Regions from separate parts of the Homo sapiens genome. Here regions 1 and 2 are each linked to region 3. Evidence: chromatin loops called from intact Hi-C (ENCODE). Cell type or tissue: heart left ventricle. All regions are shown on one strand. Region 1 has its middle 130 kb from the start of LNCBRM. Region 2 overlaps LOC107986381 (a long non-coding RNA gene). Region 3 overlaps RMEL3 (enriched in melanoma 3).

What was found. Peaks named below come from ENCODE experiments on the same cell type or tissue, not always from the same donor. Only the 100,000 strongest peaks of a DNase experiment are listed, where the experiment ranks them.
Region 1: a loop joins it to region 3, with 5 times the contacts of the local background. A loop is called at or near these places in 14 of 110 quality-filtered maps.
Region 2: a loop joins it to region 3, with 5 times the contacts of the local background. A loop is called at or near these places in 65 of 110 quality-filtered maps.

What each region holds. Positions count from the first base shown.
Region 1 is chr5:57,694,272-57,698,271 of GRCh38, reverse strand. No RefSeq gene overlaps it. Among named protein-coding and RNA genes, the nearest start is that of LNCBRM, 130 kb to the right of the region's middle. In heart left ventricle, a CTCF peak has its summit at 2,073; no DNase peak of the experiment used is centred here; H3K27ac peaks cover 3,680 bases.
Region 2 is chr5:57,297,000-57,300,999 of GRCh38, reverse strand. LOC107986381 (a long non-coding RNA gene) reads left to right here. Exons shown (of 2, transcript XR_001742513.2): 1 at 1-1,775; 2 at 3,185-4,000. Among named protein-coding and RNA genes, the nearest start is that of RMEL3, 96 kb to the left of the region's middle. In heart left ventricle, CTCF peaks have their summits at 1,897 (motif pointing left) and 2,610 (motif pointing left); no DNase peak of the experiment used is centred here; H3K4me3 peaks cover 994 bases; H3K27ac peaks cover 369 bases.
Region 3 is chr5:57,497,517-57,501,516 of GRCh38, reverse strand. All of the region lies in intron 3 of RMEL3 (enriched in melanoma 3), which reads right to left. Among named protein-coding and RNA genes, the nearest start is that of ACTBL2, 17 kb to the right of the region's middle. In heart left ventricle, CTCF peaks have their summits at 1,730 and 1,940 (motif pointing left); no DNase peak of the experiment used is centred here; H3K4me3 peaks cover 349 bases.

The sequences.
Region 1 (4,000 bases), 200 kb before region 3:
GTTTCTCTTTCACAAGCTGACGTATTTTCTATTTACAGTCTGTTCTTTAGAAACATTTCCACATGAAAATATCAGAATCCAATTGGACTTCCTGTTAAAATGCAAGTATTATTCATGGCCCTCTGAAATTACTTCTTCCCCTGTTCTTATGACACCTCTAAGATTCAGTGAGTCTTAGGTTTTATTCATCTAAACTTAATTTTCCATTCATTGAATTAAGAAGTCCTCTAGACCATGAGGGGGTCTATGAGTTTTACTAATGTCTACACACTTGTTCCCATTGGCATGACTCAGTACAAGAAAACGAGGGCATAGTGGAGAATTTGAGGTTTCATGGGTCATCAGGGACCAACATCACTATCCCTTGACCTTGTGACTGTAGGGAATGAAGTCCTATTTGCCACACTAAGGGGGCATCTGCCTTATGGTACTCTGCTTCCTTTCTGTGTTAAGATTAGGTTAAAGGTTAAAATCTTAATTAGAGATGTTGCCCTTGAATCTTGGAAAGGATGTGGCCAATGGTATATATGGAAGGAAGATACAAAGTTTGGCTCTTTCAGTCAAAATGATAATACGGCATGAGTCTTAATATTGGTAAGACTCTCTCTTACCAATAAAAGTGAATGAATTACTTATTAAAATAGTACAGTGAGAAATGGATACCTTACTCATTATACAGAGTTTAGCATGATATTCTATCAGTAAATAGTGCACAAACAATGGATTCAGTTTTATCTTCAAAGCTTTAAAGGGTTAAGGAAATCATGTTAACATAAAGATCCCTGGCCTGGCCTTCTACTCCAAGCAGTAGTGGAACTCCATCCTGTTATTTAAAAAAGACAGAAAAAAAAGTTGACTCTGGCTTCTGTATTCAATCCAAACACACTCACTCTGTCTCATGGCTGGCAAGTCACTTGACTCCATCCTCTCCAAAGAAAAAAAGAAAAAAAAAAAAACTAAACTCAAGTAAAAGTTAACTGGATAAAAAGTTTTTAAGAGATAAATTTCTAGGGCTAACAAATGAATAGCCCTGGACAGTAGAAAACTGTTATTTAGACTTTAGCCATCTGGCATGTAGCCTTTCAGATTCATTTTCTCCCTTTTCTATGGCGTGTCCAGCCAGCTTCGGGCTGAACTGTTTGAAGGATGTTATCTTGCCTCCCCAGCACTATGACTTCTTATCTAATTTCTGCTCCTCTGTATACCAATGTGCCAAGTCTCTGTCATATAGGCTCGTTCTCCTCCAAGCAAAGCCAACCGTTGTCTGCTAGGCATTTTGTTAACACATTACATACACATAATAAGATGTTGTTCACTCTACACAGATGTATAAAGCTAAAAAACTAGCACTATCATTACATATTCCAGTTTAGCTATTTTAAGGCCACTACACTCCCATATTACAAAGCCATGCTATTTATACAATCATGCATATGGAAGACTCATCCCTCCTGTGAAATTTCAGCCCAGTGTGCATAGAAGACAAAATTACAGGCCCCAAACTTGAATATACACTCATCCTGGCTTGCTTATCTTCCTTGGATGCAAGCCAAGTTGATTAATAATTTTTAAGTAAAAAAGAAAACAATTTTAATTTGATAAAAAGAATACAAAAAAACAGCACAAACAAGAAAAATAGCCAATCTCAACCCAGAAGGGGAAGCTCCAGGGACAAAGCAACTGGGAAAGTGAACAAAAGGCTGGGGTGCTGACCTTAACTTGCCTGTGTAAGGGGCCTGCTCCTCAGCTGTGCCTCATTATTCACAAAAACACAACAGAACAGACAGAAACTACAGCTCGAGAAAATGATATCCTTTAAAACTATCCTACAGCTTTCTGTAACAAAATGATGAAGAAAATGCATTTACTTGACTTTCTAAATTATAGGAAGAATATGTTTTTCCAAATAAATTTGTTATATCATCTTTCTCCCAACAGTTTGAGGCACTGGAATAGCTAAAGTGGTTCACTTTCTGTTGCCCAGTAGTGATAGACATAACAGTGCTTTCACCTCCTACCTCTCCAGAGAGTGCAAGACAAAGGGACTGTGAGTAATATTATCCCAATTAGCAAAGACAGAGGGCAGTCTGCAGAGTAAGGTTCCTGGTTTATATTTATTTCACCTTAGGACTCCAGAGGGAATGGTCCATCTTTAAAGTGTGCCTTTGGCTGAGATACCAGGGACAAGGAGGTGGGAAGGCTGTCTGATTAGGAGTCCAGAAGATCCTACCTATCAGATGCATGGCCCTCAGAAGGACAGAGAAGGGAAAGGCTACAAAGCAATCTGGTTCTAGATTTTGTATATGACCTAATCCCTAGTCTCCAGAGTACAGGCCTTCACTGCCAAAAACAAAAGTAAAAATCTCCACCACCTGTCTCCTAAACAAGATAAAATTTATTACTTTTAACTGAATAGACACACACGAATGGGTGTCAGCTGTGACAGGCCCCAGGGGTAGTGGTCTTGACAGGTAGATGGAGCCTCCCTTCCTCTGACTTCTTGCCATTGGCACACAGTCGCCGACCGCCTATTCTTGCCCCATTCCTCACCCTGGGATTTACAGGGGCTGGTGTTGTGATAATGAGGACACAGACAAAACTATAGGCCAGGACCCAGGAACTACACAGGTTTCTGAGTTTGGGGAGGCACTTTCATGGCTTATGAAACACTGGAAGGCTGCCGCTCTAGAGGACACCAGCACCCCATTTCACTGCTCAAAGCACGTACTGGAATCAAATCGCCCCTACGATTTCTGGCAAAAAGAAGGTGGGGCACTTCCCTGTTGGCTGGACTTCAGAAAGCAGGAAAATCAGGGTTGGCCTGCCTGGGTAACATTGTTCCATAGCAGAAAGTGATGTGTTGCTGTGGCTATTTTTTTTTTTTTTCCTTTAGCTGAGACATTTTCCCAGTATCTCTTTAGATAGAAAGTCAGTACCTTTTCCCTGGGTACATAGATCAACTTATGCAACTCAAGGGCAAGACAAACAAGCCATTATGATCTATCAGAATGAAAACAGTGTTTGTGTGTGTGTAAGAGAGAGCGAAAGAGAGTTGACATCATTATGGGAGAAGGATTTTTGTTTTTTGCATCGGTAAACTGGTCCCCTGAAAGTAGCAAAAGCTGTGTAGCTTTTTCTGTCATAAGCTGTATTTTATTATGCTTCATTAATAATGCAAATCTCCTTCGTTCAATTTTCTTAATTTCTTGCAGGATAAGAAATAGGGTGAAATAAAGATATCCTGTAGATCAGTGGATCTCAACCTTGGCTGCACATCAGAATCACCTGGAAGCTTTTAAAAATCCCCTAATCAGGCTACATCCCAGATTAATTAAATCCGAAGCTCTGGAGTGTGGGATGGAGGCATCAGTAGCCAATAAAGCTTGCCAGGTGACTCCTGGCAAGTCCAACATGTAGCCAAGATGTAGAACCACTGCCTCAGGCACCTGAAGTCCTCTGTTTTGTGTGTCACTCTGAACCCAAGAAATATGACTTTAAAACAAAAGGAAGAACGCACAAGCTCTTCTGTATTCACCTTAATATATTTCACTAACAAAATTTATTCAGCACATTTTAAAACAAAAACAAAGCTTTTAATATGTAATATATCAGTACATATTTTCCAAATTAAGTTCACAATTCACATAGAATAATTAACAACAATGTCAACTGTGATATGAATAAGAAGTTTCTTAATTTATCTCCAACTAAATACTGTTTTTACTTATCTTTTGCTTTGTTTAATATTACTGTTTTTCTCCTGCACATCTAATCTGTGAATAGAAAAAAGCCATTCCTTTATTCTTAAGTGACATCCATAATATTTGAGTTTGTTTCAGTGTTTCACATTCCTTTTTTAAATTAAAAAAAAAAGCAGTAGATATGGTAAGTATAAATGAAGTTGCAAATTAAATACCCCCAAAATAGCATTTTTCCATTCAAATGGACAACAATTTTGAAAGGTTAATAGCTTTCAAAGTTGGTGAGATTAGGAATTTGG
Region 2 (4,000 bases), 200 kb after region 3:
CTAATTCTGGTCTCCCGTTTAGCTGGCTCTACGTGTATTAAACTCTCTCTGTCATAATTATCCTGTCTTAGTAAATCAACACATCTGCGCAGTGAGCAAGAAGAACCCATTGATCAGTGTAATTAGTCAGGGCTCTCCGGAGAGACAGGACTAATAGGATAGTTGTATATATGAAAGAGAGCTTATTAAGGAATATTGACTCACACAATCACAAGATCAAGTCCCACAATAGGCTGTCTGCAAGCTGGGGAGCAAGGAAGCCAGTCCAAGTCCCAAAACCTCAAAACTAGGGAAGCTGACAGTGCAGCCTTCACTGTGTGGCCCAAGGCCCAAGAGCCCCTGGCAAACCACTGATGTAAGTCAAACAGTCCAAAAGTTGAAGAACTTGGAGTCCGACGTTCGAGGGCAGGAAGCATCCAGCATTGGAGAAAGATGAAGACTGGAAGACTCTGCCAGTCTAGTCCTTCCACATTCTTCCTGCTTTAATCTAGCCACGCTGGCAGCTGATTAGATTGTGGCCACCCAGACTGAGAGTGGGCCTGCCTCTCCCGGTCCACTGACTCAAATGTTCATCTCCTTTGGCATAGACACAGCCAGGAACAATACTTTGCATCCTTTAATCCAGTCAAGTTGACACTCAATATTAACCATCACAGGCAGTTACAAATGTGATCCCGTAAAAGAATATGGAGCATGGTGATCTACTTGCTTCAAATCAGATCCAGAGATGCACTTCTGGGCTCACTTCCAGGCTCACTTCTTCATTTTACAAATGAGGAAACAGAGGTTACATGGTCTGTTCAAGGCCACACAGCTCATGGCTAAATGACACCATAACCCAATACTCTGGGCTCTGATGGCACCTCAGCAGCACTTACCAGAAAGCATCACGTGGTACCAAGGCCCATATGAGTCCTAGCTGATATATATATCTCCCGGGTACTAATTCCCAGAGTCAGCAGAGGAAATAGGCTTAGGTGATTTAGAATAAAATATCTAGCCAAACAAAATTTAGCCTTTGCCTATATGGAACGTCCCTCAGGACAGTGCAAGGTCACCCCTGTGAACACGCTTACTTGAATAGGACCCCTAGAGTTCTCCTATCACCTGGAGGGCAGGAGGAGGTCTTGGCAGAATCTGTATTAACTTAGAGACTGATACGGTTTGGCAGTGTCACCACCCAAATCTCATCTTGAATTATAGCTTCCATAATTCCCACATGTTGTGGGAGGGACCCAGTGGGAGATAATTGGATCATGGGGACAGTTTCCCCCGTGCTGTTCTCGCGGTAGTGACTAAGTCTCGGGAGATATGTTGGTTTTATAAGAGGAAATCCCTTTTGCTTGATTCTCTTTTCTCTCTTGTGTGCCTTTCACCTTCCGCCATGATTGTGAGGCCTCCCCAGCCACGTGGAACTGTGAGTCCATTAAACCTCTTTTTCTTTATAAATTACCCACTCTCGGATATGTCTTTATAAGCAGTGTGAAAACAGACTAATACAGAGACCCAGCGGGTGGAGACCTCCAGCTCCTCATCCCTCAAGATACAGGAAGTGAGCTGTTCAGGCCGCCTGTTCCCCGACGAGGTGCGTGGTTTTGGAGATTAATGTTAGCGGTCTTTGTGGGAGGCACTAGGAGGGCTCCCTTTAAGAAGCCCAGAGTGCGGAAACACTGATTGTGACATGTGAATGTGCTCCATGAGAAGATGGCAGGTATCGGAACGTGTGGAGGAAACTGAAAAGTAAAGACCGCCTAAAGATTGAAACTACCATTCAGGTAAAAGCAGCCTGACAGCAGACATCCCTTTTTAGAGGATGTTTAACAAACACATCACGTGTTCAGGAAAACAATCTTTCGGCCTTACTAAATTTTGTGCAGACGCTCCTCCGAACAGTGGTTTGCTGCCCCCTAGTGTTCGTTTTTTATTAAAAAAGTTTAACACACCCTGATTAGTCTCTTTCCTTTTCTTCTCAGCCTCTCCAAAGAGAATCATCTCTTGACTGTCACTGCAATAGCCAAATTAAACCACAAATTATGTGAAATTAAAAGCATGGGTGTTTTTATCAACACAGAGCCCCTGTATGACAGTTGTTTAGAACAGAAACATGCTCTTTTTGCCTCTCCTCCAGCCACCACCCACTCCACTACCATGATCAGTAAGGTGGGAAGGAATCCAAAGGGCCATAGGACAAAGCCAGAACCACAAAAGTCACCCTTTCTGTCCCTCCAGCAGGGACTTTTTAAGGAGAGGGCAACTCCCTATCTGAGGGAAGCCATTAGCTATCCCGGAGGTTTCCAAACTGGTTACTGGGGGAACAGTGTCTAAAACACATAGTTCTGAGTCTTAGCCCCAGCGCTGTCTTTTAAAACATTTTATGTTTTTATATACAAAAAGCCTTCTTGTATTCTTTGTATTTGCATTTTAACAATGTGCATATGTCATTCCATATATACGTTAAAATTACTTATTTAAGAAAATGACTGCTATGGCATTTCTTGTTGGACACCAAATTTAAACATTTTTTATATGCTGCACTATTAGGCAAAGGTGATACCGATGCTTTCTCTGACGCCAGGGAGTTTCCAAACCGTGGAAAGCTCTTTGGCCCCCTCTGCTGGTGAGTGATACACTTGTAAAAGAATATCAAAGTCCACTACTGGTGCCTTAGCCAAGAACCTCACCTAAGCTGACAAACATTTGTTGAGGAGTTTCATTTCTGTGAAAGATCCCATTAAGCTCTCCGGGTGTGTTCTACATTCACTGCCTAAGTCAGAGGAAGAGCCATTTCCACTTCATGTTTCTGTAAATTCTAAAGGCCTTTTCTTTCTTCAGCCAATATTTTCATATGCTCAACCAAAATCTTTTCTGAAACTCAGAGATGCCTTTCTCTCATGCTGGAACTATAAATAAAACACCAAATACAGGTTGAGCATCCTTTAGTCGAAATTCTTGGGACTGCTTGGGACCAGAAGTATTTGGCATTTCAAAACGTTTTGGGTTTTGGAATTCTTACATTACACTAGCTAAGCATCCCCAGTAGGAAAATCTGAAATGCCCCAAGGAGCATTTATTTTATGCTGGCCAGCATTCAAAAAGTTTTAGATTTTGGGCCTTTTGGATTTCAGATTTTGAGACTAGGCATACTCAATATGTAGTAAATTTGTAACTTTTTCTTGCTTATCAGGTAAGTTCCAGGGGACAGAAACAAGCTCTCTGAAGACTCTCATTAATCTTTGCTGTCCGAAGCTACCTTCTCCATCTCCTGCTCACCTGGGAGGACTCCCTGGAGGAAGCCAGGAAAGGTGAAAATCCATGTATCTCTTCACATTTGGAGAACAAAGGGAATTCAAGAACAATTTTATGGATTTTCTTTGTTTTTTATTAATTAAGACATGCCTGTTTTAAATTAGACAATAATTTTTTAAATATCCTTCAGATTATAAAATGTAAATTGTCATGGCCTCTTTTAAAGGCAATTCTACAGAATATACTGTAGTCTCTTTTTTTTTTTTTTTTTTTAAGTTTTTTGTAGAAGTGAACTCTCACTATGTTGCCCAGGCTCATCACAAACTCCTGGCCTTAGCAATCCTCCTGCCTCGCCCTCCTAAAGTGCCGGGATTACAGGCGAGAGACACCACACTGGGCCTGAATCTACTTTAAAAATATTTTTCAAATGTCATACACTATTACCCAGCAATTTTACTAGTGGTGTCTCTCCTAGAGAAACATAAACATGCGTTCAAGGAGGCTTGTACACGAGTGGCCCCTGTGGCACTGTTTCTAATAGCTAAAAAATAGAAAGAGTCTTAACTGCCCGTCAGTAGAGGAATGGCTAAATAGATGGTTATTTGCTAAGGCATCCTATGCAGCAATTAAAAAGGGATTAGAGAGTTTACATTTACTAACATGGACACATAACAAAAAAAAGAACCACTGTGGAGTGAAAAGGTATATTATAGAAAGATCCGTACAACGTGGTAGCATGTATTTTAAAAAATTC
Region 3 (4,000 bases):
ACTCAATATTAAACCCTTTCATACCATGTGGCTCCTCCTGAGATTCCATCATAACTGTTTAGGCTCAGATGAGGACAACTCAAACCACTCTATTTGGACCTCATTTTCTGCCCTCTGTCCTTCCTCGCCAGAAAAAGCATTTGCTCTATTTTGTAGATCATATCTGTTCTAAAGGTGGGAACATGGTCCCTTCATAGCTGATGGAGTTCTCTGGATATATCTCCAAGACTGACTTGGTTGGTTTCCAGAAATTCCCTCCTTTCTCTAACACTTCCCAAAGAAGGAAGGATCCGTGAACTCACCTAACAAATTTGTTCAGATCTGCATCTGGTCTCACATCTGTTTCCTTCTCCACCCACTTCACTGGAATGCTCTCCGAGTGTGGGGAGTGTTTGGAACAAATCAGAAGAAAGTTCCTATTTAATAGAAGGTGGAGTGTTGGTTATTACACCTGGGTCCCATCGCCATCTCGGGTGCATCTAATTCCTCAGGAGTCCTGTTCTGACAGCATCCTCCAGGCCTGGTGCTCCCTTCTCAGAATTTACAATGGAAGATTGGGTGGAGGAGGGACTGGCTTTGGTTTTGTTTGTTTTTTGCAGAGAACCGAATCTCTCTCTTTGCTTTCAAATTGGCTTCACCTTCCTCACCAAGGAGAGGCCATTGGGCTGAGCACCTGTGATGATACTGCCCTGGCTCCTCCTCAGCTTACACCATAACTACTGCACCCCAGATTTAAGGCTCACAAGTTGGACCGAGTGATCTCCACAATCCTTCTATAATTCTTTGAGCCTTTTTCATAGACTAAAACAATTTTCAAGTATAACCCCCTTTTGCTTTTCTCCTTCCCATCATTCATATTCAGCCAGGCTAGTTAAAATCAAAAGGAATAAAAAGTAACAAAAGTATATATGTGTGGCTATTATTAATAGGAAGCTATAATTTGAAAACCTCAATCTTCTCATTTGGAGGTAAGATGTGCAACGTCTTTACATGTATCTTTGTCTTTTCAGCCTCATTTCTTTCTCCTCCAGAAAAAGTATCCCCCAAGCAAACAAATAAAAAAATAGAATATATTTAAATTATAAGTAGAGAGGCCGAGGTGAGCAGATCACTTGAGGTCAGGAGTTCGAGATCAGCCTGGTGAACATGGTGAAACCCTGTCTCTACTAAAAATACAAAAATTAGCTGGGCATGGTGGCAGGCACCTGTAATCCCAGCTGCTTGGGAGGCTGAGGCAGGAAAATTGCTTAAACCCAGGAGGCAGAGGTTGTAGTGAGCCAAGTTCGCACCACTACACTCCAGCCTGAGTGACAGAGCAGGACTCCATCTCAAAAAAAAAGAAAAAGAAAAGAAAAAGTGTAAGTAGATATGCTTTAATTTAACCATCCCTACAAAATTAAATGATAGTAATACAGGAGCTAATCTTTGGAGATAAGTAAAACAACCTAATTCAGTGGTTCTCAGCCAGGGCTGATTTTGCCCCCCGGGAAATATTTGGCAATATCTGGAGACATTTTTGGTTGTCATGACTGAGGTGGGGAGGGAAGAAGTACCACTGGAATCTAGTGGGTGGGTAAAAGCCAAGGATGCTGCTAAACATCTTTCAATGCACAGCTCCCTACCACAAAGAATTATGCAGCCCAAAACGTCAATCATGTCAATGCGAGAAACCCTGGTCTAGAGATACCAACAGACCTAGATATACAAAACCATTATTTTTCCATACAACAGAGAAAGTCATGTATTCTCATTAATAAATAGTAGACTCACTAAGCCAAGCAGTCACATAAATAGCACAGTAAAGGTACTATGTAAATTTGAAAGCCAAGACTAAACAGGCAGGACTTGCAGCTTTTCCATAGGTGTTTTTTTTGTTTGTTTGTTTGTTTTTACCAGTTAGGCTCTAAAGAATGTTGCTGCCATCTAGGGGATAGAAAGAGAATCCCAAAAGCACCGTGTTCCTAGCTCCAAGGGCACGAGGTCCAAGCCCTGCAGGCACACTACGCACTCATTTCCCACGTTCCTACACTGAAAAGAAAAAAAAATACTTTGAGTTTTGTGACAAGCAATTGTTTAAAATTAAAAATACATCTATGTGACTCAGAGTCTACAGTGCCTTCAGTTAATTTGTTTTCTCCATTTCACGTGTGTGGTATGAAACTGAAAGTCCAGGTTTCTGATAAAGATAACAGATGTTTGCTGCCTGCTTTTATTTTCATATTTAGTTAGGGTAGAAAGAGGAGGGTCAATCAGTGGCCTCAGAACTCTCTGATAGGACCTCTCTTTCCACACACGCTTTTCTTTGGGTCATAGCAAGACAACAATAAGCTCTAGGGAAATTATAAATCAATAGAACTCCTTGCCTTCTTAAAAAAAAATAGGAAACTTTAATAATTAAATCAACTCTAATTAAAGGAAAATCAAGAAGAACCAGGGTTCAGAAGACAGAGGTGTTCCACCAGCCAAACATGCTGTTATTCCTACACACACACACACACACAGAGAACCCATGCGGATAACAGAGCCAAAAGGACTTCTCTAAGAGCTTTGAGAAGAGCATAGAGAGGGATTTTGCACTTCCGTCCTGTAGTTTTTGGAGAAGCTGGCTCTTGGGCTGCAGGAGTATAGTGTACCAGAGTTATAGGCCCCCTTTCCATTCTTAGCGGTGGTCTTTCTCAAGCTTCTTCATGGCTGCATGGGCTGAACTTTGGTTATTTTTCATGCACCAGAGGTAGAAAGCTTCCAATTCCTTTAACACAAGGGTTCCAAAACATCTTAAAATGATGCAAAAACTTATTTTGATCTTCACAACATGCCTTTGAAATAGGTGTGAATTCTATTTCTGTGTTTTAGGCAAAGAAACTGTTGTTTAAAAAGACTAGGACATTTTATTCTGACTGGCCCATCAAGTCCTGCAGATCCCAGTCCAGTTCATCATTCAGTTTGCAGCTGCATAAAATCGGATGGCTCTTCCTCCTCACTGTTTTAATGGAGCATCCTTTCCCACTTCCCACCTCTACCCTTGCTGGGGTCCTGCAAATACTACTATCCAGACCTTATTTTATTCCAAGGGAAAATGTTGAGGGAACTACCATCAGAGCAAGAGAAGAGAAACCTGTGTTATCACTAAGACATGATTCCACAATTGGCCAAAAAGAAGAATTATCTGATAATCCATGTGACCTCTTTTATAGCCGTCAGACTACAAGTCAATGGATGGAGGATGGATGGATGGATGGATGGATGGATGGGTGGATGGAGAGAAATAGGCAAGGCATGAAATTTCCATTAGCATTCCAGCATTTCTATGAATTTCCTATAGCCCAATTCTCCTAAACAAAGAATCTCATGCAATATTACCTGAGAAAGCACTATCCTGAAGAAATGCAAGGTGTTATTTAAGATAGACACTGTTAGTAACATTTACATTATATTAAATATTAATGTTTTGGGGATACAAAAAATTGTCTATTTACCTACTTCATGGAGTTATTGTCAGAATTGAGTGAGATACAGCAAGAGAAAGCTCTTAAAAGTTCATAAGCAGCACTCTGCATATATAACATGTCACTGTTATTGTCAAATACAGTAAGATAAATTGTCACAAAGTCATTTTCCCAAAGGTGATGTCATGTCTCCATAGACATGGATGCTTATTTCTTCAAGGATCACATATTCTGAGCACCCACCCAATAAAAGCAAACATGACTTGATAGGTAGACAGGATAATTTAAAATTGGCACTACCCTCCACCCAATTTCAGAATATTGTATCTAGTCCAATTCATTAAATTATTTTACCTTATAGAAGGAAAGGACCTATAAAAGATATGTACCATAAGCTCCTCTTTATCAATTTATTTCTTGCTTATGTTTTATATAATTTAGAGGAAATGTTCGTGATATGGATGTGTGAGAAAGATACAAAATTTAACATACATAAAGGTCTCAACTATGTACGTAAAAACAAGAATAGTGATTATCTCTGGATGGTAAGATTA